Linked DNA regions of Mus musculus: region 2 is linked to region 1. A link is a loop called in an ENCODE intact Hi-C map of the cell type or tissue named here. Cell type or tissue: left cerebral cortex. All regions are shown on one strand. Each heading gives the region's core, and the rest is flanking DNA. Links, peaks and the distances in the headings are about the cores only. Region 1 holds the start of Nop14 (NOP14 nucleolar protein). Region 2 overlaps Htt (huntingtin).

The links. Peaks named below come from ENCODE experiments on the same cell type or tissue, not always from the same donor. Only the 100,000 strongest peaks of a DNase experiment are listed, where the experiment ranks them.
Region 2: it touches region 1 in a loop (2.4-fold over the local background); 1 of 42 quality-filtered maps calls a loop at or near these places.

The regions. Positions count from the first base shown.
Region 1 is chr5:34,650,934-34,666,489 of GRCm38, reverse strand. Nop14 (NOP14 nucleolar protein) reads left to right here and starts at 6,342. Exons shown (of 18, transcript NM_029278.2): 1 at 6,342-6,639; 2 at 8,481-8,615; 3 at 9,608-9,749; 4 at 11,921-12,054; 5 at 12,473-12,607; 6 at 14,072-14,194; 7 at 14,609-14,740. The coding sequence starts at 6,445. Grk4 (G protein-coupled receptor kinase 4) reads right to left here and starts at 6,111. Exons shown (of 16, transcript NM_019497.2): 1 at 5,486-6,111. The coding sequence starts at 5,537. Gm15522 (predicted gene 15522) reads right to left here. Exons shown (of 2, transcript NR_168516.1): 2 at 14,014-14,629. In left cerebral cortex, for the core only: CTCF peaks have their summits at 4,414 (motif pointing right) and 6,126 (motif pointing right); DNase peaks (open chromatin) are centred at 3,102 and 6,231; H3K4me3 peaks cover 2,255 bases; H3K27ac peaks cover 1,009 bases.
Region 2 is chr5:34,890,177-34,905,732 of GRCm38, reverse strand. Htt (huntingtin) reads right to left here. Exons shown (of 67, transcript NM_010414.3): 53 at 14,256-14,382; 54 at 11,288-11,388; 55 at 10,240-10,394; 56 at 9,710-9,849; 57 at 8,763-8,845; 58 at 7,074-7,204; 59 at 6,807-6,936; 60 at 5,806-5,961; 61 at 2,334-2,524; 62 at 305-419; 63 at 1-202. Among named protein-coding and RNA genes, the nearest start is that of Msantd1, 18 kb to the left of the region's middle. In left cerebral cortex, for the core only: a CTCF peak has its summit at 2,490; DNase peaks (open chromatin) are centred at 2,558 and 5,459.

The DNA of each region.
Region 1 (15,556 bases), core at 2,846-10,845:
AACAAAAGTTCTTAACTGCTGAGCTATCTTTTCAGCACCCCCACTCCCATATCCTAAGCAAGGGAGAGAATATTATAAGCCACACAATAGAAGTAATTAGATAATATTATGGTTAACAGTATGAAATAAAATTGAAGGGAAATGGTGGCAGATGCCATTGTGACTAGGTAGTATTTAAGGAAACCTCCCTATAAGGAGGATCACATGCACACAGACTTGAAGAACATGGGGTAAGAACCCCTAGAAGACTGGGGAAGAGGGCTATGCTGGTTAGTGTTTGACACAAACTGTAGTCATCTGAGAGAAAGGAACTTCAATTTAAAAAATGCCTCCATAAGGTCAACCTGTAGGCAAGCCTGTAGGACATTTTCTTAATTAGTAATTGATGGAGGAGGGCCTACCCATTGTGGGTGGGGCCACCCCTGGTCATGGTGTTTCATCATAGCAATAGTAATCCTAACTAGAACAGAAGTTGATACTAGGATAGTGTGGTATCGCTGTGACGACCTGACCTCACCTGTTTTGGTGAGGATTGGGGAAGGAACTTGGGACTTTGGGCTAGAAATGCCATTGAGTGTTAAAGAGTTCCATGAGCTGTTCTTTTTTTTTTTTTTTTTAAGATTCATTTATTTTATGTATATGAGTACACTGTAGCTGTCTTCAGACACACCAGAAGAAGGCATCAGATCCCATTACAGATGGTTGTGAGCCACCATGTGGTTGCTGGGAATTGAACTCAGGACCTCTGGGAGAGCAATCAGTGTGCTTCACCACTGAGCCATCTCTCCAGCCCCCCACCCCCACCCCCATGAGCTGTTCTACAGGAGCTTGAAAGATAAGAATGTTAAGAGGAGTAAAGACTATGGAGGCCCGGCTTATCAAGTTTTGGAGGGAAATTTATAAAGTAAAGATTCTAGCAGACCATGTGAAGAATCTATGGTGGCTGGGTCAGCTGAAGCTGAAGAATCACTGTAATTAACAAGAGACCCGAATCACTAACGTAAAACCTTTGCTTTGCTGGGACAGTGGATGTTGGTCAGCTGGGGCTAAAGAATCAGCTATAATTAAGAGAACAGTACCACTGAGGTGAGGTCTTATGAGAAGTGTTTCACCAGGGTCAGCACAGACAAGCTGTGTTCCAGAAGTGGCAGCTGAACTTGGTAGTGTAAGGCTCACCTGGGTAGTACTGGTTTTGATGGTGTGGAGTGGCCACAGAGAACGGGTGAGGCTTAGTGTGGCAGGGCTGGAATCCTTGAAGAAGGCCCAAGAGAGGCTATTGGTGGAAGTGCAGCCCAGTTGCAGCAAGAGCCCCCAGCACTTTTGGAGATTCCATGGGATGGCCAGCAAGAACACCAGCAGCAGCAGAGTAGAGCCAGCCAGAACCCCAAAGACAGTCTGCAGAGCACAAGGCCAGAAACTTATCCAAACCCTTTGGAGAAGCCCAGGAAATCATGAGTGGATCCCACACACTACACTTGGAATTGCCTATGCAGTTAAAATTTGGTTTTGCTTTGATTTATTCTGTCATGCCCTGGTTCTTCCCTTTTGAAGTAAAGTATTTAACTTATTTTTTATTTTATAGGAGCCCACAACTGATAGACATTATATTTTAAAAGTCTTTAGAAGTTTAAGAGACTAAATATTTTTTTGTTTGAACTTTTTTTTAACGATTTATTTATTATTATTATTATATCTAAGTACACTGTAGCTGTCTTCAGATGCACCAGAAGAGGGCGTCAAATCTCATTACGGATGGTTGTGAGCCACCATGTGGTTGCTGGGATTTGAACTCAGGACCTTAGGAAGAGCAGTCGGTGCTCTTAACCACTGAGCCATCTCTCCAGCTCCATGTTTGAACTTTTAAAGGTTGTAGGACATTTTAAGTTTGTAAAATGTTTCATATTGTGATATCTTTATTAATGTGAGATCTTGGGAATGAAGAAAAGAAAAATGGTTGCTTAACAGTGATTTTGTTGTGCCAGGCAGTGGCTCAAAAGCCTTTAATCCCAGTACTCAGAAGCAGGTGAAGCTCTGAGTTCAAGGCCAGCCTGATCTACAGAGTAAATTTCAGAATAGCTAAGGCTACATAAAGAAACCCTACCCCGAAGCCCCTCTTTCCTCCCCTCATAAAAGGAAGCAGACTGAGTAGGCCACAAGGAACCAGTACACAGCACTCCTCATGGCTCTGCATCAGATTCTATGTCAGTTTCCTGCCCTGTTTGAGTTCCTCCACTGACTTCTCTCAGTGATAGATTGCCTGGAAGTGTAAACTGAAATAAATCCTTTCCTCTCCAAGTTGCTTTGGTCATAATGTCTCATCTCAGCACTAGTAACCCTAAGTCAGACACAGGCACTCATGATGAAAGCAAAAGGGGGAAAAGAGCTAACCTGCAATGTTTTTAAAGGATCTGTTAAAACTAAAACTTTCCTTAAGTCAGAGAAATTAAATCTTTAATCTCAAACATTGCAAGACAAAATTCTACTGTCACCCAATAGCGTCGTAACATAGCTTTAACTGTCAACTAAGACTCAGAAAACTGGGAGGAAGAAGTCTACATTTCCTTGAGCTCTGGTGAACTGTCTGCAATGCAGTGGCTTGAAAAACTGTGAGATATATCAAATGTAGCTCTGCTCCAACAGACGAGGCTGGTATAGGCCCAAGGGCTTTTAGTCATCTTGTGCTCCTCACATACTCTACTGTAAACCTTGAGACTAGAAGCTCTGAATTCAACAGCCCACTGCCCAGAGCACCTTATGTTAACATGTTAAAAACACTCATTACTTTCCCTCACAAATTCAGCCTTAAAAAATAAATAAACATTTAATAAGCACACTTGCCAGTGTTTTAGCAGCAGCCACATTCCTAATGTCCAAAGGCCCCACCACACAGACTAGAGCCATCATCCAGCATAGATAGCATTGGTCTGACTTTCATAGGTATGCCCAAGGAGGACAAAGTTGCCACTGAGTGTAAGTCCACTGCTTGTTCTGGTGTTCATGGACAGGTAACCTTCTCTGGGATCTCAGGCCTCTGGCTTCCAGAAAGATTGCTACTGTGGAATTTAAATAGGCTTACTCATCTAGCTAGATGCCAAGCCCATGAATAGGGCTCAGCATTCCTTGCCTCCTTTTATAGGGCATGTGTTTCCCACATCTCTGAAATACCTCAATCTATTTCCTAAACAAGTGAGGGAACAAGTTTAGATAGCAGGCTTTGCTTGTCTCTCCCCGCATCCCCGTTTCTCTATGGTGCTGGGGATTTAATCAGAGCCTTACACAGGTTAGTCAAATGTTCTACCTCTGATACACCCAACTTCTAGTTTTTAATTTCTATCCCTGCCACTCAAGCTAAGATCAGTCAGTGAAGGGCTGAGAACCAAGCCCTCGAATTTGTTCTTTGACTTCTCACACGCGCGTGTGCGTGTTACCCATTTGTCTTTGTTTCCCACGGCTGAGATTATAAACACCATGCCCTGGCTTTTTGCATGAATCCTGGTGATTGAACCCAGGTTTTTGTGGGGTTTAAAATTATCTACATCATTATAATAAAACCTAATGCAATATTCCCTGTTCTCAGACACTGTAACCAGATATGAAGGTAGAAAGAAGAGAAAAACCTAAAATTGATTAGATTTTATTTCCATTAAGAAATCCATTCAAGGGGCTGGTGAGATGGCTCAGTGGGTAAGAGCACCCGACTGCTCTTCCGAAGGTCCGGAGTTCAAATCCCAGCAACCACATGGTGGCTCACAACCACTCGTAATGAGATCTGACTCCCTCTTCTGGAGTGTCTGAAGACAGCTACAGTGTACTTACATATAATAAAAATAAATAAATCTTAAAAAAAAAAAAAGAAATCCCTTCAAGGGAATGGAGAGGTGGCTCAGCAGTTAAGAGCACTCACTGCTCTACCGAAGGTCCCGAATTCAAATCCCAGCAACCACATGGTGGCTCACAACCATCCGTAACGAAATCTAATGCCCTCTTTTGGAGTATCTGTGGACAGCTACAGTGTACTTACATATAATAAATAAAAACTTTAAAAAAATACTGTTTTGAATAGAAAAAGTAAGAATGAGTGGGAAGAGAACCAGGTCTTGGTTTTCTCTTAAGGCAGTTAGGAAAGACTCAGAAGTATGCACTTGCTTCTCTTTCAGTAGAACATTCGACTGTTCATGTTGTTTCTCACTCCAAATTCCAATTAGTCCTTGAAGGGGATTTAAAAAAAATATTTATTTTATGTATATGAGTACACTAGGTGTACAGATGGTTGTGAGCCATCATGTGGTTGTTGGAAATTGAACCCCCTCGATCTGGCCAGAAGATTTATTGATTTATTTATTATTCTACGTTAAGTACACTGTAACTGTCTTCAGGCACACCAGAAGAGGGCGTCAGATCTCATTACGGATGGTTGAGCAGTCAGCACTCTTAACCACTGAGCCATCTTGCCAGCCCCTCAAAACAGTATTATTTTGAATAATAGTATTAATTCAAAAATACTGACAGAGTAATGTCTTTTCTTTCATTTGTTTGTTTCTTTGATGATAGCTCTAGTCTCCATAGTTCTACTATAGTAGAACTCATAGTCTACTCCATAGTTCGCAGACTATGGAGCCTAGACTGCCATTGCACAGAGGATCTTCCTGCTTCAAGCCTCCTCTCTCTGCTCCTTGCTCACAGGGGTTTCAAAGCCCTTAGTTTGGTATTCAATTCTGGACACCACTCACTATAAGAAATTTCTGACAATGTTTCTTGTTAGGGCTTCCCATATTGAAAATAGTTATATTGTCCAATTAAGATTCTTCTTCCTGAAAATCACTTGGAACGTAAATGGACTTGTGGGGTTTTTTGTTTGTTTGGTTGGTTGGTTGGTTTTTCGAGACAATGTTTCTCTGTGTCGCCCTGGTTGTCCTGGAACTCACTTTGTAGACCAGGCTGGATTCCAACTCAGAAATCCACCTGCCTCTGCCTCCCGAGTGCTGGGATTAAAGGCGTGTGCCACCATGCGCCACCACTGCCCGGCTAAAATCAATTTTTAAAAGGAACAAAAAGAAAAATCAAAAACATCTGTTACTCACTGGTTTTTCTCAAAGAATATACTTCACATTCTGTGAGGTGAACACACTGAAGCTTCTTAATAGCGTCTACTTCCCATGGAACCTTTGCCTGGGTAATCCTAGAAAGTGTGCAATGCATAACTTTCCATACTCTGTCTTTCAGATTAGCAGCGCTGAGAGTGAGATGGAACTCAATCAGCCCCTTGTGCCTGTTAGGCTAGCGCTACTGTTTCAAAACAACAAAAGTTAGCCCAGGATCACTGACTGACACCCGCTAAGCTGCAGCTCCAATCCAGAATTGGTTCCAGTAGAATCAAAACTCCCTTATTAGACAATAAGGTACCAAGGAATCAGGATTCTCTCCAAGGTTAAAGTTCCTAGGAGGCGCTACCTTCGGGGAGACGGGGAGCCCGGGGTGCACCCACCTAGACGGGCCTTCAGCAACAGATTGTTGGCCACGAAGTTCTCGAGTTCCATGATCGCTGTCCTGCGCCGTCGCTGCCGCGGTTTCCGACGTCGAACTTTTCGGAGTCGAGGCAATGGAGACGGGGAAGGCTGCGGGGAAGGAGATCCTAAACCCGCGGCAGAAGCCTCGGGGCATCCCTTGTCCTTTGAGGAACGCGGCTTCTGGACGGTGGCCCTCCGCGACAGCGACCGTCTCTGTCGCTTCTTCCTCCGCCTCCTCCGGGGTCGCCACAACTGCCAACAGGAGCGCTGCCGTCGTCGCCGTCGCTGTCGCCGTCGCGGTCGCCGCGGAGATGGGACACGGGTAGGCTCGCTACGGGTTCCAGCTCTGTTGCTGTCCCGGCAAGGGGCTTCCGCTATCGGCGCCGGCGCGCGGTAGCTCGAGCTCCTCTCAGCATCATCGCCCAGGCCCAGGGCGCGTAACTCTCTCCTCAGCGCCGGGTCCTGGGCAGCACTCAACCTTCGCCGCGCCCTACCCTACCGAGGAGCTTACAAACTCGAGAGCGGTCTCCAGCGGCGACGGCGACAGCTCCAGCAGCGGCAGCCGCAGCCGCCAGTTAACTCGCAAGACAGCTGGGCCCCGGCTAACGGTTTTCCTCCAGAGGGAGCCCGAGAGCTCCCCTCGGGGCGGCGTCTGAGGATACTGTGGCGGCTCTCGGGACACTACAGATCCCATAAGGCCCAGCGCCAGGAAGTCGAGGAAGTGTGGCCTCCTGGGAGTTGTAGTCTTTAATCCAGTAAACTGTAGTGCCTGTTTAGTGTCATCCAGGACTTGTGTACTTCTCGCGAAATACGGGAAGCTGACGCACTCATCGCGAGACGAAGCTGGGCGTGGTTTTACATCAGCATCCTATGCACGAGTTTCTTGAACTGCTTGGTCTGTACGCACTGTCGTCCAAAGTGTGGCGGAGTGAATGTCATGGGGAAAGCCAAGCGGACTGGGGCGCGGAGGCAGGTCCACAAAGCGCCCGCAGGGGCGTCCGGAGGCCCGGCGAAAACTAACCCAAACCCATTTGAAGTGAAAGTCAACCGGCAGAAGTTCCAGATCCTTGGCAGGAAGACGCGCCACGATGTGGGCCTGCCCGGGGTGTCCCGCGCTCGTGCCATCAGGAAGGTGAGGGGATAGGCTCTACCCAGGTTCTGCGTACTATGCCCAGTGGCTAGTGAAAGCCATTTGGGGAGAAAAAGATTTATTTGGCTTACACTTATATATTTCCATCATTGAGGAAATTAGAGGCAGGAGCTGATGTAGAAGTCATGAGGGGTGCTGCTTACTGGCTTGCTCTCTATAGCTTGCTTAGCCTGCTTTCTTAAAGAACCTAGGACCGCTGCTAGCACATAGGTGGGCCCTCCGCGGTCAATCACTAATTAGTAAAATGCTCTTTGGGCTTGCTTGCAGCCCGGTCTTATGAAAGTATTTTTTTCCAATTGAAATTCCCTTCTTTCTGATGACTATACTTTGTGTCAAGTTTGCCTTAAACTAGCCAGCAAAACGATCAGGACTGAGGCATAACACTGCCTCTCCTTTGCTTGATATCGAATGCGCTTCCTCTGGAAACCCTTCCTCCTTGGGATCTTCCAGGTATACATTCTTCTTGACTCTTCTTGGAGCTTTTAGGGCCTAAGAGTCAATCTCTTCTGAGCTCTGAGCTGCCCTGTACCACTGCTCTGTATGCTTTGACCATGACAGTATTCGTCCCGTGGATAGGGTTTACAGAGTATGCTCTTTGAATGTTTGGAAATTGTCCTTCCTCTGAATTTCATGAGCTTGTCCCTTGGGAAGTCACTGGAATAGTACCTTTTGGGGATAACCTCATAGCTTCCATCCTTGTTCTTATGGCCCCATCTCAAGAGTATATTGTACCTTCCTTTCAAAACCAGTTCAACAAATGGCATTCTCTATGTAACTGCTGACGTTCGTTTGACTTTAAAAAATAAAAGTTTGTGAGTGCCGTTTGTGCTGTGGCTTTAATCTCTGGGGAATCGGAGACAGGTGGATCTCTGAGTTTAAGGGCTTTATGGTGAGACTCAAAACTTCCAGTTGAGTCTCAAAAAATAAATAAAAGAAATGAGTAAGTAAAAGGCAATTCATGGTTACTTTGAGAAAATTAATAGGTTAGACTTATTGGTAATGTTTGTAAAGGGGATAAGTAAGACCTAGCCTTTGCCCTTCACAGCTACAAATCTGTACTTTGTTACAAAGGATCCAGTTTACATGAGATCTTTAGATTGAAGGAAATTTCTTTTTTAAAAAAACTTAATTACTAATTTTATTTTAAATTTAATTTAAATTTTATTTTTAATACATTTATATTATAAATAATAAATAAATAAATAATAACCTCACCACTATGGTATTTGATCACATCTGGGTCTGTCCTTAAAGGGAATCGCATTGTAACTTTGTAAGGAAATTTCTTTTTCTTTTTGCTCTTTCGAGACAGTGTTTCTCTGTGTAGCCCTGGCTGTCTTGGGAACTCACTCTGTAGACCAGGCTGACTTGGAACTCAGAAATCCGCCTGCCTCTGCCTCCCAAGTGCTGGGATCAAAGGTGTGCGCCACCACTGCCCAGCAGGAAATTTCTTTTGAATTGGGTAAAATATCCATACTGCAAGGAGCTGACACTGTCCTGTGTATGTCCTGTATGTGGTTCAATGCATGCATTATAAAAAATACAAATGACTGTCTAATAATTCACCAGTATAAACTATAGGCCAAGGATGGCAGAGAGGACATTTGAAAATAGAATAATGTGGCATCTAACAGAACCACATCAGCTGTTTCTAATTAAGCCTTGAGTTTCATGCAGTATACCTGCCACATGTACTGGTTATTAGCATTAAATAAAGTGGCAAACTGTATTCTTCTCAACTTTACAACCCCTTCTGGTGGCCACCTCAGTGAAGATTATAGAGATTTTATGTGAGAATCATTGATGTGTGATGTGTTTTCCAGAGAACCCAAACTTTACTAAAGGAGTACAAAGAAAGGAACAAGTCCAATGTGTTCGCAGACAAACGCTTTGGGGAGTATAATAGCAACATAAGCCCAGAGGAAAAGATGATGAAGAGATTTGCTCTGGAGCAACAGGTATGGAAAAAGAATGGCAGGGACGTCTTTGCTCTAAACTTTACACAAGGCCCGCCATGGTGAAGGGTGCTTCTCCTTGTTCACCTCTGAGTGGTTTGCCTGCCATGTACAGGGGATATGTCTCAAGGGGTGTGTCCCATCTGCGAAGACAAAGGGGAAGGTACTTTGAAGAGTCGAAGAGTTACTAGTAGATAAATACCTTTACGAGAGCAAATAGCAAATAGTAACGTGTCAGAGTCGGCTGAGGTCCTGCCTTCAGCTTTGTTGGTTGGAGGAGTGAGTAGGGAACCATTGCCAAGGGGGAGACTGAGTAGGAGCTTAGCTTAGCCGAGTTGACTTAGATAAGAATTTTCTCCATCCCATAATCAGCTTCCAAATGCTGACATCATTGCATACACTAGCAAGATTTTGCTGAAAGGACCCAGATATAGCTCTCTCTTGTGAGACTATGCCGGGGCCTAGCAAACACAGAAGTGGATGATCACAGTCAGCTATTGGATGGGTCACACGGCCCCCAATGCAGGAGCTAGAGAAAGTACCCAAGGAGCTAAAGGGAACTGCAACCCTATAGGTGGAACAACAATATGAACTAACCAGTACCCCGGAGCTCTTGTCTCTAGCTGCATATGTATCAAAAGATGGCCTAGTCGGCCATCACTGCAAAGAGAGGCCCATTGGACTTGCAAACTTTATATGCCCCAGTACAGGGGAACTCCAGGGCCAAAAAGGGGGAGTGGGTGGGTAGGGGATTGGGGGGGGTGGGTATGGGGGACCTTTGGGATAGCATTGAAAATGTAAACGAGGAAAATACCTAATTAAAAAAAAATTTTCTCAACAAGTTCTGCATGTATTTCAATCATCTTTCAAATGATCCAGAATAATTTTCATACTGATCATGTACGGTCATATCTCTCATATAGTGGAAAATAACTAATTTTCTAGGAAATAAACACAATAATTTTAAGTAACTGACGTTAACCCTTTTTGTCAAGCGATATCATGAGAAAAAGAACATCTACAACCTAAATGAAGATGAAGAATTGACTCATTATGGCCAGTCCTTGGCTGACATTGAAAAGCATAATGACATTGTGGACAGTGACAGTGATACTGAAGACCGGGGGGCATTGTCAGGTAAGTCAGAAGCCTGGTAGCTTGGAGCAAGGGACAGTGTGTTTCTTGTTGGACTTTCTCCTGGAAATGATATTTTAACCTCTTGATGAACTGCATAGGTCAGGGTTTTTGCTTTTGTTCTTTGTTTTGTATGTTTGTCTCAGCTGTAGGTTGGTATGTGTGACCAATGCCTTTTGGGACTGATAAAGCACTGTTCATTCCTACCACAATAGCCAGTTTTATCTCTAAGCACAGAGTTAGAGCTGCGCAAAAACCCACCTCATTGACTTAGCAAGAGCTCTTCTGCATTGCCTAGCTCCCTAAACGTTCATAAATTCTGCCCTAGTAGATGTAGCTATGGCATTCGTGTTGGACTGTTAGATCGGCTTTGTGCAGGAACTGGTATTTAGCCTGTGCCTGTAGGTAACAACACGAAGCAGAGTGAATGTTAACCTTACTTAACTAATATACCACTATATCAAATAAACCAAATTTACCAGGAGATTCAGGAGTCATTCATTCATTCGTTAATAGTTTATGTGACAGTTAGTCTTAGTTCTGGAGAAATGTGAGAGAACAAAATACCAAATACTTAACCTTGGCAGTTGATGTCAGATGTCAGACTCAGATGGTAAACAGTTAGATCACTAAATTCTCTTGTCTGTGAGATATGCAGTGGGCGATATGTCCTAGGAAAGGGCTGAGAATGCCATCAGGTAGACACTGCCAGGCTCACTGAGAAGGCGTTTGAACAAATACTATCAGCTTAGGAGCCAGGAGGCTTCCCGTGGGAGAAACAGTAAATGTGGAGGGTCTGGAGTGGGAACTGCTAGAAGGCTGGTGGCTCACGGTAAGTCCACAGCAGAGCCATGTGGGCAAGGGGGACCACTGAGACATTTATGTCAGGACATTCCATTGTCTGATGGGACGTCCTAACAGGATTTACTAGTAATTAGATTTGAATGAGGGAGAACGGGGAATGGGGTGACTGTGAATGTGTTGGCCTAATCCACAGAGAAGATTGGATTGCCATTTGCTGAAATGAGGAAAACTTTTACGTAGATTTAGAGGAGTCTGTGGAGAGACATCCAAGGTCAGCTGGAGAGATAGGAACCAGAGGCCACCAAATAAGCAGGAACATGCAGGAAAAATGGCACGGGTTGGGGAGGTACTCAGTGAGTGTGAGTGCAAGCCAGTGAGTGTGAGTGCAAGCCTGGTCATCCCTAGCACTCATATAAGGAAAGGCCAGCTGTGGGGCCAGCAGGACCGCTCAGTGAGAACACTGGGCATGCGCCTCAAGCCTGGTAACAGGAGATCAGACAACTCCACAGAGTTCTCCTCTGACCTCCACATGTGTGCTGTGACATGTAATCCTGCTCCCCACTCCAGTCACACACACACTAATAATTACAATTTTTTAAAAACATCAACACGGAAAAATCTCAGCATGGTGCTGTGGGGACAGAGGCAGGAGGATCCCTGGGGCTGGTAGGGCTTGAGTTCAGGTTCAATGAGAGAGCCTGTACCTAGGCTATAGGAGGAAATACAGTAGAGCAAGACACCCAGTGTCCGCGGGTCCCCATACAAACGTCATCAGAACAGAAAGAGAAGAGCTGAAGCCCGAAGAGTCGGAGAAGGCAGAGAGAGAATCTGTTGAGGATGTCCTGGGCATGTTGGCTGGAGGCCAAGTAGAGCCCTTTCTGCAGAGAGTGGGGGATGGAGAAGGCTAGGAGCTGGCTTGTAGGTTAGTGAGACCTCGCAGGGGAGCCAGGGAAATGCCAGAAGACAGGGAGATAAAAATGAAGCAGACGACGCTGGAAGCTTTACTGTGAGACCAAAAGTAGAAAAAAGGGGGGTGGGCGTGAAGTTGAGCTTTGTCTTAACATTGGAGGCAATAAAGACATGATGTAATCAAGTCAGAGAAACTGATGGGGCCAGGGCTGCTTTTGCCGTGGCCTGAGAACCTGAGTTTGATTCCCCAAAACCCACATAAAGGTAGAGTGAGAGGACTGACACTCCACAGTTGTCCCCTGACATCTACTTGATTGCCATGACACACAGTGCCCACACTCATATCACGTATAAAAAGGTTTTTAAAACTGCCCTTGGAGAAGCGTTGACAGAGTTCTACCCAAAGGTGGCTGCAGAGTTAGAGCTCAGGTTTCACAGTATCTTCTTCTGTCTGTTTCCAGCTGAACTGACTGCTTCCCACTTTGGTGGTGGGGTCCACAAGAACAGCTCTCAGAAGGAGGGCGAGGATGGAGACAAGCCAAAGACACGGAAGGAACTGATTGAGGAGCTCATTGCAAAGTCAAAGCAAGAGAAGGTGGGCTGCTTACCATTCTGATGTGCACAGCACCAAAATGGGGCAGACTTCCTTCCCATGGACATTTCTCAGCTGTATTTCATTTCTATCTGAACTTAATATAGGACCATTCATTTTGAAAAGGAATATTCTAGATCTCCATTAAGCTTACACCTCTGATGTTGATGTTGGCTTTAGTGTTTGGGAAACAGTATGTCTTATTAAACTAGCAGTGTACTACTCAGAATTTGGATGTGTAGTAGCAGGAAGCTATTTCTGTTTGACTCAGACTTACACTTGCTTCTGGTCCTTTAGTTCATGTCGACGCGTTTCATATGAGGTGGGTCATTGTGTGTGTCCTTGGCCTTGATTCCAGGCCGCTCGTGAAAGTCTAATAATGATGGTGTGTGATTTTGTATTTGCTGGATTTTCTTCCCAGAGGGAAAGACAGGCTCAGCGAGAAGATGCCCTTGAGCTCACAGAGAAGCTGGACCAAGACTGGAAAGAAATACAGATTCTCATGTCACGAAAACCTAAGAAGTCAGAAGACAAAGAGAAAAAGGAAAAACCCCAGGTGGGCAGCACCCTTCGCCTCACAAGAGGTTACAGTGACAGTGAGCTTATTATCTGTTGACTTCGACACTGTAACATCTTTGGCTCTTAACTGCTCAGGGGGCTTTCAGTGTGTGTGCCAACTCGGGTCCATGGAGCCATTTTGCTGACCTTACAAATGCTTCCTCTTTGTTTTGTTTTGTCTTGATTCGATTTGATTTGATTTGAGACAGAGTTTCTCCATGTAGCCTTGGCTGGCCTAGAACTCTGTGTAGACCAGGCCTGCCTCAGTTTCACAGAAGTCTGCCTACTTCTTTCTCCTGCCAAGAATAAAGGGCTGTGGTGCTGTGCCCAACTTTCAGTTAGCTTATCTCATGTTTGTTACAGGGTAGAAGTGACCAAAAGTTACCTTTTTCTCTACCTTAAGTGAATTACAGTGTTTCTCAGGTGAGAAGTACTGTAGGGCAGAAACAAGGGAAAGCTAAACTTCCGTACGGTCCTGACATTCATGTGTGGTCTGTTTAATGCTTGCTTTCTCTTCCTCTGACAGTGACGCTTTTTACAATCTCCAGATCTGTTGAAAAATGGTACATTTGTTTAGTAGCAAGATTCTACTGAGGAAATAGGATTTTACTAGATTATATCACGGCGTGGCCGTGTGTGTGTCTCTCTGAGTCAGCCATAGCATTGCTGGGACTCGTGTAGGTTCCTGTGTTTTAAGCTTAGTACTCAGATGAGTGGTGTTTATCTTTGTTACACCAGTACATTTGTTAGTTTGGGTGGGGTTTGGCTTGCTTTTTTTTTTTTTTTTTTTTTGAGATAGGTTTCACCAAGAGTGACCTTGGCCTCCTGCTACCATCTCCCACATGCTGGGATCCCAGGCATGCTGCTATGCCCAGTAGGTGATATGTTTTAAGAATAGTTTTTGCCTCCCAAGTGCTGGGTTTAAGATGTATGCCACCACAATTTGAGGCCAGTCTGCTCTACAGATCGAGTTCCAGGGCAGCCAGAACTACACACAGAAACCCTGGCTCAAAAATAATATAACATAAATATGTATATATTATATATAACACATAAGTTATATATGAGTCTATAAAATAATTTTTATGAGCAGAAATGTCCATTTAACCCACATGTCTACCTGCTTTTCAGTTTTTAGAGCTAATTACAACAGCATCGATTTATTTGTTTATTTAGGTGGGGGATTGATATGCTTGTGAGTAATTGTGCAGGCCAGGGGTGGCAGCATCTTCTGGATGTGAATCTGTGGACATAGGACAGGGGCCAGGGACGCTGGTCCTCTGCAAGAACAGCAAACACTTGCAATTGTTGAGCCATTCACTAGCCCCAGGAACAGTTGTCTATGCAGAAGAAAAGACTTAGGCCTGGTTTGTCCCGTTCTTTATATACGACGTCCAGTCACTAATGGAATGGTCTTTACTTTTTGTAAACAATTCTGAAAAACATCTTATTTTCCCCTTAGCCCGATGAATATGACATGATGGTTCGTGAGCTTGGCTTTGAAATGAAGGCTCAGCCCTCTAACAGGATGAAAACAGAAGAGGAACTAGCAAAGGAGGAGCAAGAGAGGCTCAAGAAGCTGGAGGTACGGGTGACTTGTAACTGAGTGCTTGGCCCAGCCTGACACCCAAGAGGCTCAGCTCCCTCTCAAGGCCTGAGTGCAGCAGGCTTGTCCTTTCTAAGCTTTTCTGCTCTATCTTGGAAGGCGGGCTGAATTGTGCTGTGTTTACATTTCACATTGGTACAGACATAAGTGTCTTTTCATTCGTGAGGTGATCATATGAAGTAAAATACACAGTATATGAGGCCTTTCTTTGTACCAGCCTCCCACAAACAACCGCTGGCACTGGATTGAGTCCGTGCCTGTGCGCTTAGGGCCTTGGTTTCTTGTGTTGAAGCAGATACTGTGCAGCTGACTGCCACAGGCCTCTTCAGTACCTCAGTGTCTGCAGAGATTTGACGAACGCAGCTGGTGACTTCTCTTTCCTTACTGCCTTAGGCTGAAAGACTTCGAAGAATGCTTGGAAAAGATGAACATGAAAATAAAAAGAAACCAAAACATACATCAGCAGATGATTTAAATGATGGCTTTATACTGGATAAAGACGATAGGCGCTTGCTTTCTTACAAGGTAAGGTGTCCCCTGCCTCCTTTAAAAACCACATTTTCTAGTGTTCATTCAGGGGTTCACTATAGCTGGAATACTGAAACCTTATAAACAATTTTTGTCATGTTTCATTGTATATTTGCTACACTGCCATCTTCCACATCTATGAGACCCCTTAGAACTTGCAGTTTCTCCAGGCCAGGTGCTTCTGCTCCACTTTTCTTCTTCCTCTTCCTCCTCTTCCTCCTCCTCCTCCTCCTCCTCCTCCTCTGCCACCCTTCCCCAAACCTCCTTTTCTCTCTTTCCGATCCATCTCATCTTCCCTCTCTCTGCCCAATCTTCAACTCTCCTTTATTTTACAAATTCAGGTGGAAAGCAGGTTTACAGGGAATCACCTGAGTACTGACTCAGTCCTTGTTCACAACCACTCACAGGAGAACAGAATTTACATCAAATATAATTAGCCCCAGGGCTATCCACAACACAAAAATACCCAAAAAGAAAAAAAGAAAAAAAAAAGCCATTTACATGAGCAGGTCCAGCCCCAAGGCACTGTTATCTCCTCTGTTCCCTACCCCCCAAGCCCTCACAAGATACCATCAGCATTTCACTTTCATAAGCTCTGTGACAAAACCCAAATTTTCCCCAGCATCCCAGCTCAGGGTTCTCTGGGAGGCTGCAATAGTCTCTACTAGAAGTTTAAGGGATTGTGCCACCTTTAGCTGAGCCCTGGCAAACTCCTTATTGATGGGAATCCATCAAGAGAAAGTGACCATGTGACTTGGGCAGGAAGTCCAGGGGAGGGGGAAGGCCCAGGCATGTATGTTCCTTAATAATCCC
Region 2 (15,556 bases), core at 2,384-10,383, 240 kb before region 1:
AGGTGAGCATCAGGCCTAGGGCTGCCATGGCCCTGTGTGGGCTTTGTACATTCACTCTGTCCACACTTAGCTTGACCAAGGACTCTGTGTCTAGCCGAGATAGCTGCTCAGACAGCAGGAGCCGCTCCAGACCCCGGAGGGCACAGTGGTAAATGATGGAGGGGGTGGACTCCTCACTTCCAGACAGCATTACTCCACACATCTAGACAAGAAGAAAGGCTTATTCTTATCTTCCCCAAAAGCACAATGACCCACTGGTACAGTTAATATGGTAACCTGCCTATGTTCAATAGAGCCCTCTCACCTGTATCACAGATGCTGAAAATTCTGGTCCCACATCCAGAGGGTAGTTTTCCATCAGGTAGAAAGCAGTGGCACACATTACCAGCACATGCTGCTGGCTGTGAATGTTCACGCAGCTAAGAATGGGAGACACATAATCATACCCAGTCACATACAGCAGCCCCTGCCTGTCTGCAGAGGGGACAGTTTTAAAGCATTATCCACCCACATCTATTGAGTACAGAGCTCTGGGGTCATGTCAGCTTCTCCAGGCCTTTTCACCTGGATGGCCTAGGGATTACACTCCAGAGCTGCATGGCCTTAGCTTAGCATGCCATCTCCAATTCTGTACCTGTCCATAGACCACTTCACTCTCCCTGAACATTCTTTATGTTCTTAGTCAGGGTTCTTCAGGGTGTCTGTTTGCTCCATGCATTTGCTAACTTGTAACACTCTAACTCATGGGATCTCCAGTTGGTGCCTCTTTGCCCAATGGCAGCAGCAGGGGCCTGGCTGGAATATGAGTTAGACCAATGGCACCATAAACAAAGGAGCCACACTCTATCTCTTCTACCCCCTTTCAGATCTGTTCAAATGACACTGCCACTCCTAGGAACTGGCCACTGTTTTGTACAGGACCCTCTGCCCAAAGCATTGAGCAAGGTCTATGTGATTATCTGATTTGGACTTGTAAGCTCCTCCTACCTGTCTTCAGTCCTCTGTGTCCTCTTCATTCCTTAGCACAGATTATGATTTCACAGAACCTACCCAAATCTGCTCCAGGCCAGGATGTGTGATCACAGGGGCAATGGGTGGCTGCTTGCCCACCCTGTACATAGTAGGTTACTATTCAGCCAAGGACTACAAGGAAGGCTGGCTACAAGCCACTATCTCTGTTCCAGTTCAACTTGCCACTGCCTGTTGGGCCCCCAAAATGCACTTCTGATCATCTGTCAGAATGCCACCTCCTCCCAGTAGCTGTCTGTCAGCCTAAGACTTTACCATCTCCAAATTTACTCTCCACCTCTCAATCTACAATCCCGTCACAGAACACCTGGACTTTTCCTCCAAGACCCGTTGCATCCCTAGCTCGTGCCTCTGAGTGCCTAGCTATGCTCCATCACACCATAACACCTCCTTCTGCTTCTAAGATAGAGCTGTGATGGACCCAACGTATTTTCAAAAGGACCAGCAACATATCCAGGTACAGCTGCATGTGAGCTGTCTTTAGGGGGAGGTGGGAGATCAGAGCAGGGAAAAGGGCCTCACAGGAAACAAGGTGCTGATCATAAACTGAAGAGGAGGCTGAGTCTGGCAGCACGGGATAAGGCTGCTATCCACACAGCAGTGTGCTAAGTGCCAGTGGAGAGCATCTTGCTAGAAAAATCCAAGAAACCATCTGATGTAGATTTGTGTCCTGTGTCTCATAACTACTATTTCCCTGGGTTTCCTGTCTGCTACTTACCAGGACCTGGCATACACTCTGTTACTCTTTTTGGGACAGGATCTCATCTGTAGCCCTGGCTGGTTTCAAGCTTATGTCAATTTTCCTGCCTTTCCTTCCTTCCTTCCTTCCTTCCTTCCTTCCTTCCTTCCTTCCTTCCTTCCTTCCTTCCTTTCCTTCCTTTCCTTCCTTTCCTTCCTTTCCTTCCTTTCCTTCCTTTCCTTCCTTCTTTCTTTCTTTCTTTCTTTCTTTCTTTCTTTCTTTCTTTCTTTCTTTCTTTCTTTCTTTCTTTCTTTTTGGTTTTTCGAGACAGGGTTTTTCTGTATAGCTCTGCTGGCTGTACTGGAACTCACTTTGTAGACCAGGCTGGCCTCAAACTCAGAAATCTGCCTGCCTCTGCCTCCCGAGTGCTGGGATCAAAGGTGTGCGCCACCACCACCTGGCCTGCCTTCGTTTCTTAAATGCTGGATCATAAGCATTTGTTACCATGTCTGTTCTGGCATATACTTTGAAAATCGAATTAGAGACTTTTATTTTCTTTTTTCTTTTTTCTGTTTTTGTTAAGACCACACCAAAGCCTGTAGCCCACCCAACCAGCCCCACTCACTGGGCTATTCCTTTGAGGTTGGACAGCAGATAGTCACTAACAACTGGAATGAGCTGCTTTGCAGTGTCATCCAAGAGGTCACACTCCAACACATAGAGGATGCCGTGCAGGGCTCCGATCTGGCTGGGCAGGTGGCTGCTCCTCAGTGTGCTCTCCAGTAGGCGGCTGACTGGCTCTGCCACAGTTTTGTCCTGGATACAAGCACAGACATGAGCTGTTGGAGGCAGACTGATGGCTGATTGCCAACAGCCTGCTTCCCTGAGGTTGAAAGAGCCTAGCAATAGTTGCGCACATAGCAGAGTCCACAAAATGATTGAAATTCATCCAGGAGATGTTGGTGTACAGTGCCAACCCTATCTAAACACTTCAAGTTGAGAGAGGGTTTACCTTATGAAGAAAATGTGATTTGTGACCACACTTACTTTCTCTTTTGGAGCTGTGGTATGTGCTGGGCAGCGGGTGTTCCTGTAACCTGCTACTTCTAACAACCCTGGATTCTGAGTTCTGCTGGCCCCTGTAGCAACAGCTCATATATGTTGTCTGCTCCTTGTCTACCTACTGGATGATTTGTGATCTGTATGACTATTCAGGAATAGTATTCACACTGGTTTTCTAGGCTTTACCCAGGAACCTTCTCCTTCAGCTGATTTTTGCCTCATGTCTCTTCACTATAATAAACCTTGGTCTGGATCCTCTGTTGGTAGTTGTGAAGCTCCTGACATTAATTTGTGCTAACCTTGACTGACATGGTATCACTTCCACTAGGTTTTCTAAATGTGGGAGTACACACCTTGAAACATGACTCCTTCAGCACTGAAGACTGCTGTTGTGTTCTGCAATCCAAGGGCAGCATTTCATTGTCTGACTGCCCCACCCCCAGGAAAGGCTGGCTAAGGACTCATTTGATCTCATGATGTAAGAGGCCTTCTGGTCATCTAGCCCTCCAGGGGAGTCTGTATCTGATGGTGTCAGGCTAAAGAGGGTTAACAGTCTTTGCCAGTTACTTCCTTCTCATCCCCCTTCCCAGGCTATCCCCATTGAGCTGTGAGTCCTTCCTAAGGACAGTACAACCTAGGGCTCTGGCCACACTCCTGCAAGCATAACATCAGGATACGTTGTTGAAGGCTGCAGATCTAATGACGGGCAAAGAAAAGTGACAATCTGACACATACTGTGAAACACTGTCCTCTGGACATGACATGGTTATGCCATCTAGAAATCAGAGGAGCTGGGATTACCTGTATTCCTACCAGACTCTCTCTCCCAAGCACAGGATTCTAGTGTTCCCTTATCAGATGCTGCACACCATCCTGCCCCCACTGCACCTGGTCTTGGGAAAGGTTAAGTGAAGGAGGAGACTATGACTCTATTTATGTAGCTTTGGGAGTATTATCACCCATGCCGTGGTAGAATTTTTTAGTATGCAGCTGTTTTGGGGTCCCTCAGCTCCAATAAATAAGCCTTCACTCAAGTTCCTATGAGGAAAGCCAGTTAATACAGTGATTCACAAGCTGGGCTTGGATCATCAGTAGCGCATCTGAGGTGAGCGTCCCTTTCCCCTGGAAAAGCAATGCAGCACAGCTTGTAGCAGCACAAAACAGGCTGGAAGCCTCTCAGAAGACACTGCCTTCAAGCAAGCTGCTTGTATACACAGAGCTGGGAACTGGAGCCATTTGCCATTCTGCCTTGGGGTCGTTTCTTAAAAATGACCATTCTTTATTTGCCTGATGCATTTGATTTACATTTTGCCTGAGGAACTTGGGCTTGAGCACAAAACCACAGTTACAAGGAAAGTTAAGCCACTGAAGCCACCCCAAGAAGGAAAATGGACCTCCCACAAGCACACGGTCAGTCCTGACAGCACCCAGAGGACGCCTGCTTTGAAGAGTGTGCTCACATAGGGGGACTAAGTGCTCATTGTTCCTGTTCTCTGGATGGTGCTATGGCCACCCATGCTGTATACCTGTTCTAGCCCCTAGGTTCAGTGACAACAGATCCTCTAGCAGAGCAGTAAGGAGAGGTGGGAGTCATGCTGTGCCATGATCTATGTGTACTGCTGCTCTGTGAGACTGCACAGGGTTACACAGGTATGTAAAAGATGCCATCAGATAATTGTGGCCACAGTGATAATAGCACTGTCTTACTAACAAGAGAGGGCATGGCACATATGACCCATGGGGAATGGTCCCCAGCAGGCTCTTCCACACTACTCCTGCCAGCAGTCCTAACTACATCACACATAGCAGCCACTCACGTGTCTATGAACAAAGAAGTTTCCTTATTAAAATTACTCTTATTTTTATATGTGGTATACATGTATGTGTCCACATGGTAAATATGCATGTGTACTTGTAGAAGCCAGAAGAGGGTGCCGGTTATGAGCTGACAATGTGAGTGCTAAGAATGAACCCAGATATTCTGTAAGAGAACCAAGTGCTCTTAACCACTGAGCCATCTTTCCAATCCCTAAACAGTTTCTTATGTTGTCACAAAATTGGATCCCAGGAAACAGAGATTAAAAACATGATAATTTTCAACATTTAATGATAACATTTTAACATAATTTAAAAACACAATAATAATTTAATAGTAAGTGACAGGACAAAAGAGCCAATATCAACAGTCTAAGGTCTGTCCCCTTTCCTGAGTGTTGATGCCCTCCAATATGCTCCAACAAGAGGCAGAACCCATAGGCGATTACTTTCACGTGTATGTCTGAACCATGTTCTGAGAAGCACCTAAAAATATGTACATATGAAAGACAACCAAGTAGTACTAGCTAAATGCTGATAACTCGGCAGCAAAATAATGGGAAATGCCGATGAGCTGGAGAAGCCAGGAGGTGCACACCAGGCGTCCCAGAGCACCTTGATTTGGGGCTTCCCAGTCTCGAGAATTATAAGCAGTTCCTATCTGTTGTTTATTTACCCTGTCTAAGGTGTTTTGTGACAGCAACACAACTAGACCAAGAAAATCATGATGTTAAGGATCAAGATCTACATTTCTCAAAGTAGAAGTGAAAGGTTACTATGACAACAAGCTCACCAGGGAAGCCTGTGTAGGCTGAGCAGTACAGTGGGAGCTAGACCCCACCAGAGAAATGGAGTGGGGCTGCCAAGTGACAGACTGGCAGAAGTGTGACCCAGTTTCACTCTGTGCTGTCCTAGTGCTACCATACCTTCTGCATTCTGTATTCTGGAGAGGTGCTCACTGTAACAGCATACAGTGAGCCAAGGGAGACAAGTACTCCAGCCATGCTCACCACATCCCAGTCTCTGTGGGAACAGCACCAAAAGGCACCGAAGTCTTTTAGCTGACCAGAGCCATGGTCCACATGTGCCAGGGAGCTTGGCTTGGGACAGGACTCTGAACTATGCAGATGCATGTAGCACATGTGACCAATACAAGGTCCCAAAGCAGTGCAGTCCCAAGCAGCTTCAATGGGGGCGGCCTCTGCACTACCCTCACTCACCATTCCAAGGACAGCAGCTGCCTTACAGGTGGCAGGCACCAGGTACTGAATGAGGATCTCATCTTCTGAAGGGTGCACTCTCCGTAGTTCTGTCAGCGTCAGATACATCATTTCAAACTGGGTACGTTCGGTGAATAAGTCTGACACTACAAGAAGCTGGAGACATGGAGAATCAGAACAAGAATTACACCTGGAGGGATGTTAGAAAGGCAGCCTAAAATGTGAGCCCCTGTGTAAGTTCTGGGAACAGATCCGGGTCCTTCAGAAAAGCAGCTGTTGTCCTCTTAACTACCACTCTCTCCAGCTCCCTCTATCACTTTCAGACCAAGTCAGTGTCTTAGAGCCTTTCGATCCAGCCCTGACGATATTGAAAGATGTCACTGACGACCCTTTGTTTGGGACTGTCGGGAAGTGTGGAGTAGTGAAGTATAATGAGACTACTCCTTCTCTGACACTGCTCTTCTGAACCAGTGCTTCTTGGAGAGTATTGGCTTAGAAGGATAAGGCACACAGTTGTTTGTTACTACTCTGGAAGAGAGAGACACGCTGGGTCTCTGGAAGGCACACCACTCACTGCTGTTACATTTCAGAGTATTTACCTGATCTGGATCTGAAAAAAAAATATCTGTCTCGCCACCAACTTCACACATTCTGTCCCTCCATACCTGGGAGGCCTGCAGGAGTCCTTTACAGGTTCTGAGACATTAGAGATGAGGTGTGTATGTGTCTATGTGTGCGTATCTGTGTGTGCTTGTTTATTTGTATATATTTGTGTGTGTATGTGTCTGTGTATCTATTTGGTGAATGCATGGCACATGTGTGTATTTATGTATATGGTATCTGGTGCATATAGGTGAAGTTTGTGTAATGTGTCTGTCGCTTGTATTTAGTACACGTGTGTGCATATGTGCCTGTGCATGATTGTGTGTGTGTGTATGCACACGTTCAAGTGTGTGTGTATGGTGTACAGATGCCTCTGGGTGAGGGGAAAGCAAACTTACAGATCGAACCACTTCACTGATCAGGATGACGGGGGTCCTTCTGGCTGCACTGGATGGCAGGATCCATCGGCTGTACAATTCAAGCAGAAACTGCGAACAGGAGTGAATATCAACCCCGGCACGGTGTTTTCTGCAGAGTGTGAAACATGGATATTTTCCCCATACAGAAATGAGAGGTTAGCCTCAAGAGGACCCCAAATAAGTGACTGAGAAGAAATCTCAAATTTCTTATTAAAAAAAAAAAAAAAAAAAAAAGAGCCAGTAAACCTGGAATTGACTGGAGACACAGGTGGTGACGTTGGTGCAGGGACATCACTTTCTTCCTCTTCTTCCTCATCCCATTCCTCCTCTCTCAGGGGTGTGATGTTATTTCCCAGCCACACGGAGTGTATGGACACCTGTCATAGAAGCAGGCACCAGAGATAAGGACATAGGTAAAGGCCTCAGGTTCTTCTTGGGTAGGTACAATCAGGTCTTCCTGGTCTGAGCACATATGGCCACAGTAATGATTCACTCAGACCCAAATGTTACTATCAGTGGAACCCCTGGGTAGTAAGGTAAATGTTCTAAACTGTTGGCAGGTGATGAGTAAGATGCCTGGGGCTCCTGGGCACATGATCATATTCTAGGTTCCATGTCCCTGTTGTCACATTGTCCCTTATGGCTGTGTTGAACTCATCTGTCTGTTTCCTTCAGTACTTGAGGCCAGCTCCAATGTCTGACCTCAGGTTCAAAGCCTGAATGAGTGTCTGGAGAGGGTATGAAGTAAAAGCAACACCAAAGAGTGACACTAAGTGCTTCTAAGTGACAGCTGACCACACCCTGGAGAGAATGCCCATACATGGATTTTATACACCTGGTCCCACTCATTTGTGTTTTCCAATTATAAAACCTGATTTTCTGGGCTGCTTGGTTACAGAAATTTCTCCAAGGATGCAGAAGGAGATGCGTTTGTTTTAGGAAGGTATAAGGAGCAGCCAAGAGCCCCAAGCTCCTAAATGTAGTTGCAGATGAAGTGGTCTTTGCATTCTCAGGATGAACAGTGACTTCCGTTTTGATTGCTCCTCTACAAATCCTCCTGCATTTTTCCTTATGATCTCAGATCTCAGCTTCAGTGAAGACAAGCTGTGAGCTGTGACTCCAGGTGCCAGTGTTCTCCATGCCCAGCCCCTTCTACCATCTCTTTCCCCAAAATGGAGTGGCAGCGCAGCCCGGCAGTTTTTTTTAATAGCTGGCAGGTATCCCAGGCAAGGCAGGGCTAAATCTATACTTTGGCCCCACACAGTCCTACTACATTCAGGTTGCAGACATTGGAGCTGGCCTCAAGTACTGAAGGAAACAGACAGATGAGTTCAACACAGCCATAAGGGACAATGTGACAACAGGGACATGGAACCTAGAATATGATCATGTGCCCAGGAGCCCCAGGCATCTTACTCATCACCTCATCTTCAGAAACACTGCATCAAAAGCACATCACATTCTAACCATCACTGTGACTTATCTTAGGGTGGAAGTTTCTCTGTAAAGGTAGGAAGGCACAGAAGAGTTTGTCTAGAAAGGCAGCAGGTACCACATCTCCCTGACCCTACAGTCAGTAGCTGTCAGCTATCCCTACTGTTCTGAATGAAGTGAACTGTCCAACTGCCAGCTGCCTGCTGAGCTGGATACTTAGCTACCCTCTCAGCTAGCAGCCAGGAAACTTTCAGTAGTGCATCTGCCTGACAGCACTCAGCTGACTCCATTCTCTCCTCCCTGACCTTTCATGCTTCTTGTTTCTCTCCTGTCTCACAAGTTTTATAAACATCTGTATGCTTATATGTAAAATATATTAAAATCTAGAATAAAGTACATAAAAACTTTTCTCTGAATGTGGTATGTGGCTCAAGCTCAAAGTGGTTATAATTCCAGCCTACAGTCCTTATAGAAGGGTGTGGATTGGTAAAACTGACCTACCTGGCCCAGCTTGTAGCTCATGTTGCCTGGCTCCCGCTCTGGGTTGATCTGCAGCAGCAGCTTGTCATGGCTGATAAGAGCACCTGCCAAACATCAGCACAGCACTGCATGAGACCCTGCTCCTGCCTGGACAGATATTTGCCCAATGAGACTGCTCCCCACAGGCAGGATACTCCAGCTATGCAGAGGCTGTAGGTCTTGGAATACTGTCCGTTTGCAGCCTGTTGAGCTGTCAGGCCCAGTGGGCAAACTAGACTATCTCTTCTTCGATGGCTGCCTCAAGTTAACTCCATTGGATCTCACACTGCCCACCCTCCCCCAAGGTACTCTACTGTCCTCCCCACAGCTGTACTCTGAGCTGCCATGCCATCTATCCACACCTCTCTCAAGACGTTCCAGAGCAAGTATGCCATTTCTCACCCATGCTACCTGCACAGAAAGAAGCTCCTCACGGTCTAAGTCCCATGAGTATTTAAAGTCTCAGTGCTCTGTTTACTTCAAAGCTGCCAAAACCGTTTTGGGATAAATGACACATTGCATTTCCATACACAAACTTTCCCAAATAAAGTCTTCAAGGTACTTAAATTTACAACAACAAACAATTCCTAAAACAATTTAGTAATTATGAGATGGAAGCAGTTTGTACAACAATAACATAGTGGGGACAGCAAAGGGAAGGGAAGATGGGCAAAGGGAATGGTAAGGAGGTTTTGGGGGTGGCTCATTCAATATACATTATGTGCTTGTATGAAAATGTCCTTATGAAATACAAAACTTTGTACAATTAACATACACAATGGAAAGAAAGTGCTTTTCATTTAAGTGAGGTGATACACCCTGATGCTCATGGTGGTCTAGACGAAGCATGAGACTTGTGAATGGGGGCAATACACTCAGCACAAAGCCTCCTTGTTAAGCCACACTATTGTTCTAGCTTCTTCCTGTACCTGTAGTAGCTGGTAACAGAGAAGGGACAGGATCCCACGCCTGGTGAGAATGGTGAGTGGCAGTATTCTCTCTCTGGGAAACCATCTCTTGGATTTCTTGTTCTACAATCCCTCTGATCATGCTCAGCTTTCTTCCAAATCTAAAATTCAGAACCAAGGAAAAAACATGTTTGCTTCCTTCAAACATCAGAGAAGTGAAAGCCACCAGGAATTATCTTTCACTTGCCTGAAGCAGCTGGTTTAACAAAAAACAAACCCTTCAGTAGGTGCTCATTCTTGACCCACAAGTCTGAGCCAGAACACCCAGTGAAGTCCATAACATATCAGACTAAATTCTCAGTTGTCACCATTGACAAAAATCCCTTTTGTATCTGTATCTCAGGGCAAGGCCACAGACGAAAAAATTAACAGTACTGAAAGAACCAGTAAGAATTAATTGTTACATCAATTCTTATTACAAAGGAGAGGGCTAGGGGAAGTGGGCTACCTCACCATCCTCTGCACTGGCCCACATAAGAACGCAGGCAAACCTGGTATCGAGAGCCTTCAGTGGCTTGTTCCGGGGCTGTTGCTCCAAGCAGCTTACAGCTGGATTGCCAGCCACAGGCACGGTCATTGCACTGAGCACTAGAGAGGTGATGGCCTGCACAGCCAGGACATGGATCTGGGTTCTTTCTGTGTCTTCCTAGAGAAACAGTCCACACATTGACAACATGATAAGAAGATACCAACTACTCATCCTGCCTCTAATTCACACAGTGCCCATAGGCCACATGGCCTCATACAGGAATATCAGATCACTTAAGAGCTATGGCTTCCCACAGCCAGGGTCTTAAGTCCAAGTTTGCTCAGCACTGGTTATACCTACCTACATACCTGAGACTTGGAGTATCCAAATGTTTGGCATAGAACTCCAAATAGAAATTTACCTTGGAGAAAATTGTTCTTAAATTCTATCATCATTTTAGAACACTGCCTATGGCAGCCTGGCAGTTACAGATGAGTTTGAAGATAATACTGATGGCCTGTGATCTATATAGATTTACCTTCTTCTCTGTCATTTCCACAGTTTACTACATATTTCTTAGAATCAAGGGCTTATATCCCAGTACTTTAACATTCAGAACCTCCTTCATTTTACAAATATATGGCGGTTATTCATGTCATATTAATACTAACAAAGCAATTAAGCTAACAAAGCAAAACCTATAAGTTAGTTAAAACAAACAAACAAACAACAACAGCAATAAAACCCAACCAAACAAGTACATGTGCATGGCCTAGATTCATTGTCTTTTTTGTTTTAGCTCAATGACATTCTTTCAGATCATGGTAAGTAAGTAAAACATAACAGTACTGAAGAACCAGTTCATTGATCATCAGAGTGGAATGTATGTAGTGAAAGACACAACCTAGCTACTGGAAGCCTCAGTCTCCAAGCCTCTCAGGGCATTTGTCTTTACTCTGCACCATCAGTTGGTACATGATCAGCCTGTTTTTCTGTTTCAAAACACAGAGTCACCAGCTTTCACAGCTATAGGATTCCAGTTAGCCACCCCCTAGTTATGGAAGTCTCACCTCTGGTGGGCTCTCTTCCTGTTCCATCACCAGGGGCTGAGTCACCAGGACACCAAGGAGGGTGGCCCAAGTTTCTTCGAACTGGGTACGATTGGTCCACCCTGGGAATCAATCATTACATTAGTTTCCTGACTCGCCAAACCCATGAGGAGACACTGACGATGTAATCCCATCAGTGCTGCTCCTAGGACACCACCTTCAGAGCAATCCTACAGCATGAGGGCTGCCATTCTCTCCATCTATCATAAAGGATATAGCAGCACATGGAGACCAGTTATGCTATCAAGGCCAAGAGGCACAGGCCAGATTGCCCTTCAATCCCCCACTGTATAGGACAGTGACAGGCTGTCTACAAAGGCATTAATCACCTAGGCTAGTCCTGCCCACGAAGCATTTTAAAAGTCTCACCTTAAGTGAGACCTCAGAGCAGACCACAGAACCATAGAGATAATAATTCTGTCTCTATAAAACCAGTGAGATTAAACAGACTGCCAGCGAGATGCCTGACAATCTGAGTCCAATTCTCAATTCAGGGACCACATGGAAGGAGGAGGGAACCAATTCCTGTCAGCTGTCCTCTGCCCTCCATGTGCATGCTGCACTATGAGATGTTCACGTGGGTCCTGCCTCCACAAAGTAAGTAAATGCAAACAGTGAAAGCCACCCCGGAGACAGACTTTAAAAAAAAAAAAAAAAAAAAAGCATGGTATCAGGCTAGGACCACTCTAGCAGTCTAGGAGGCCAATCAGAGAAAGTTCAATAAATAGCTGCACTTGATGTTCCCACCAAGACCCAAAAATATCTACAGCACTCCTTGTAAGGCCAGAATGCAGTAAAGAGGAGCAGAAAAGTAGAGCATCAAGTGCTAGGACCTCCTGGAACATGGGGTATAACTCAGATTCAAGTGAATACTGACACCAGGAGACAGACCCAACTGATAACTGCCCAGGGAAGGCATAAGTGGGCAGGAGCAAAGGCAATGTGCTGGCTAGTTATGTCAACTTGACACAAGCTAGAATCATCTAGGAAGAGGAACTCTCAGTTGAAAAGCTACCCCCAAATATTGGCCTATAAGTAAGTTTGAAGGGAGTTTTCTTAATTAGTGATCAATGTGGTAGGGCCCAGCCTATATTGGTAGAACCACCTCTGGGGTGACAGTCCTGAGTGCTTTGAGAAAGCGGGCTGAGCAAGCCTTGGTGAGCAAGCTGGTAAGTGGCGCTCCTCTATGGCCTCTGCTCCTGTTTCTGCCTCTAGGTTCCTGTCCTGTGTTCCTGCCCTGGCTTCCTTCAGTGATATACTTATAAGCTATAAAGAGAAATAAACCTTTTCTTCCTCAAGTTGCTTTTGGTCATGGTGTTTATCATAGCGACAGAAAAGCAACTAAGATTGGAAGTAAAATGTCCTTCATGGGAGGTGCCGGATTCCTTCTCAGGAGTTACTGCGCACAGTGATGAAGTAGAGGTAGGTTGCTGAGATCCGAATAAGAAAACTTGAAGAATCCCTAGGGCCTAACTTGGACCAGGCAGTGGGTCTGGTGACCAGACTCTTAGGAAATACCCCAGAAGGGAAAGGCTATGAGGACTATAACCACAAAACCAAGTCAGATTGGTGTCCATAGGCTCATACATTTACATCCTTGGTAACTAGGTGATATACTATTTGTGAAGGATTAGGAGGTATGGCCTTGCTGGAGGAGGTTTGTCACTGTGACTGGGCCTTGAGGTTTGAAAAGCCCACACCAGGCCCTGTCTCTCTATCTCTATCTCCCTCTCTCTGCCTGCTGCCTGTGGATTAGGATGTAAAGCTCTCAGCTACTGCTCCGGCACCATGACTGTCTGCTTTCGCCATGATGATAATGAATTAACTTTCTGAAACTATAAGTAAGCCACCAACTAAATGTTTTCCTTCATAAGAGTTGCCTTGGTCATGGTGTCTCTTCACAGAACAGTGATTAAGACACATCCTCAGGCAGGTGGTGGTGGCGCACGCCTTTAATCCCAGCACTTGGGAGGCAGAGGAAAGTGGATTTCTGAGTTCAAGGCCAGCCTGGTCTACAGAGTGAGTTCCAGGACAGCCAGGGCTACACAGAGAACCCTGTCTTGAAAAACAAAAAAACCCAAAAAACAAAAAACAAACAAAAACAAAAGACACACCCTCATCCAGAAAATGGGCAAAAAAGAAGGAATCAAAGAAGGAGGAAGAGGAGAGGGAGGAGGAGGAAGAGAGGGAGGAGGAGGTATAATAATAATAATGATAAGCAGCAGCAGCAGCAGCAGCAATTTAGACTGTGCTTCAGAAAGCAGAAGAGTCCTGACAGGAAAACTACTCATGCTACTGCTTACTGAGACACTAAGTGTATTTTTCATGTTCACATCCGTAGCAAACATAAAAAATAGACCCAGTCTCCATTCTATGGACCACAGCACTGAAGATCCTACCCTGTCAGCAAAGGGATGAGCAGGGCTGTCTGGCCAAATCTACCTTCCCTCATTCTATCACTCTGTCCCTGTGACACCTAGCTTGCCATGTTTTCCCAAGCTGCTCATTCTGCATATAAGAAAAATGATTCGAGTGAGAACACAATGTCAAAGTGGCAAGCAGGAAGACATGAGGACATGACTTCCACTACTTAGTCTGTTGTTGCGGCTCTGGAGACTGACGCCTGGGCTTCCTCGTGCTAGACAAACACTACAGTGAAGCACATCCCCAACCCACCTATATGGCTTAGTTTGAATAGACAATGTGAAGACAGAACTGGCTTCCTCTGACAGTTACAAAGAAGCCTGGTATGCAACCCCCACACTATACTCATCCATCTACACCTAGGTCTACTTTTCACCATAATTCTATTTGTACTGCATCATTACCACCCCAGAACCTTTTCAGTTGCCGAGTGCGATGGCCCTACCCTGAGGCTTCAGGTCTCGGAGGTGGCACATGGGGACTGAAGAGGACTGTGGTGGGATACCTAGGGTGTTGATGCGGTAGATGAACTCCTTGAGGATCTCCTTCTCCTGGAGGAACTCTACAGGGATCTCAGGAAACACTGTGCCAAAATCCCCTCCAGGCTTGGGTGACCACCCGAGTTTCCATACCTGAGAAGATAAAAAGCGTGCCAGGTGGATGGAGATGGCATGAGGAGGACAAGAGACCCCCAGCGTCCAGTGTCCCTTGTCTCTCAACTGCCCTCCCCCCCCTTTACTACTCTGATTTGTCCAGAGCCTGTGCCCTTTCACAGAGGCTCCCACCCTTGTGCCTAGAACCTTCAATGCCAAGCTTGACTCCCAGCACTCTGCCCTGCCCCCCACTCCCCCAAGGCCAGCCCATCACCTGCTTGTTACACCCCTCAGGCTGCCTGTACACAGCCACATTCCTTGTAGGAAATGCTGCTACCCACAAACATCAAGTGTGTTGGAAAAGAGGCAAACACTAATGAAATTCAGTCTCAAGGACAACCCCACTGCTCATTTCTATCAACTGTGAGAGGCTGAGTTTTGCCATTCGATATGTAGATAAGCACCATGCACAAAGGAAGCCCTGAGGTATACCCCACGCTGTTCCAGTGGCAGGACCATCTAGCCAGCTCAGCTATGTGCCTCAGTAAAGCAACGAGGACCTAAGGGAACCTCCCCAGATTTCTACAACACAACCAACCTTCTATAAATCTCTTACACCACCCACAGAAGTCTCTGGAGCATGCCCAGGGGAGGTTCTGCAGTGTTTGCTACAGCTACTTTTCTGCCCAGGGCACTCAAGGTATCGGATTAAGAGTTTTTTGTTTTTTTGAGACAGGGTTTCTTCTGTGTAGCCCTGGCTGTCCTCAAACTCAGAAATCCACCTGTCTCGGTCTTTCAAGTGCTGGGATTAAAGGCGTGCACCACCACTGCCTGGCCTGGATTAAAAGCTCTTGATGGAGATTTACCTACAGCACATAGCCTATGAGGTAGATTCCACAAGAGCCTTCCATGACCCCATACCACCTTCTTATACAGTCTTTATAAGGAATACTCCTGCTCAGGGCTGAGCCTCATGCAGCAGTGTTAGATGATCTCTTGGCTTTCTATTGCTCTCTTCCCAATGTCCACACCTCTCTGTTCTAGAAGCACTTCCAGCATAGGTGGGTCACAGCACTCAGACTGGGCCCCAGCAACTCTAAGGTCCAATGAATGTCATGTTCTAGATGTGAACTTTTCTAGGATCTTACATGCAAGCACACACACGCTGTAGCTATGGCCCAGCAGCAGGCATATGCCCTATCTATGCAGAATA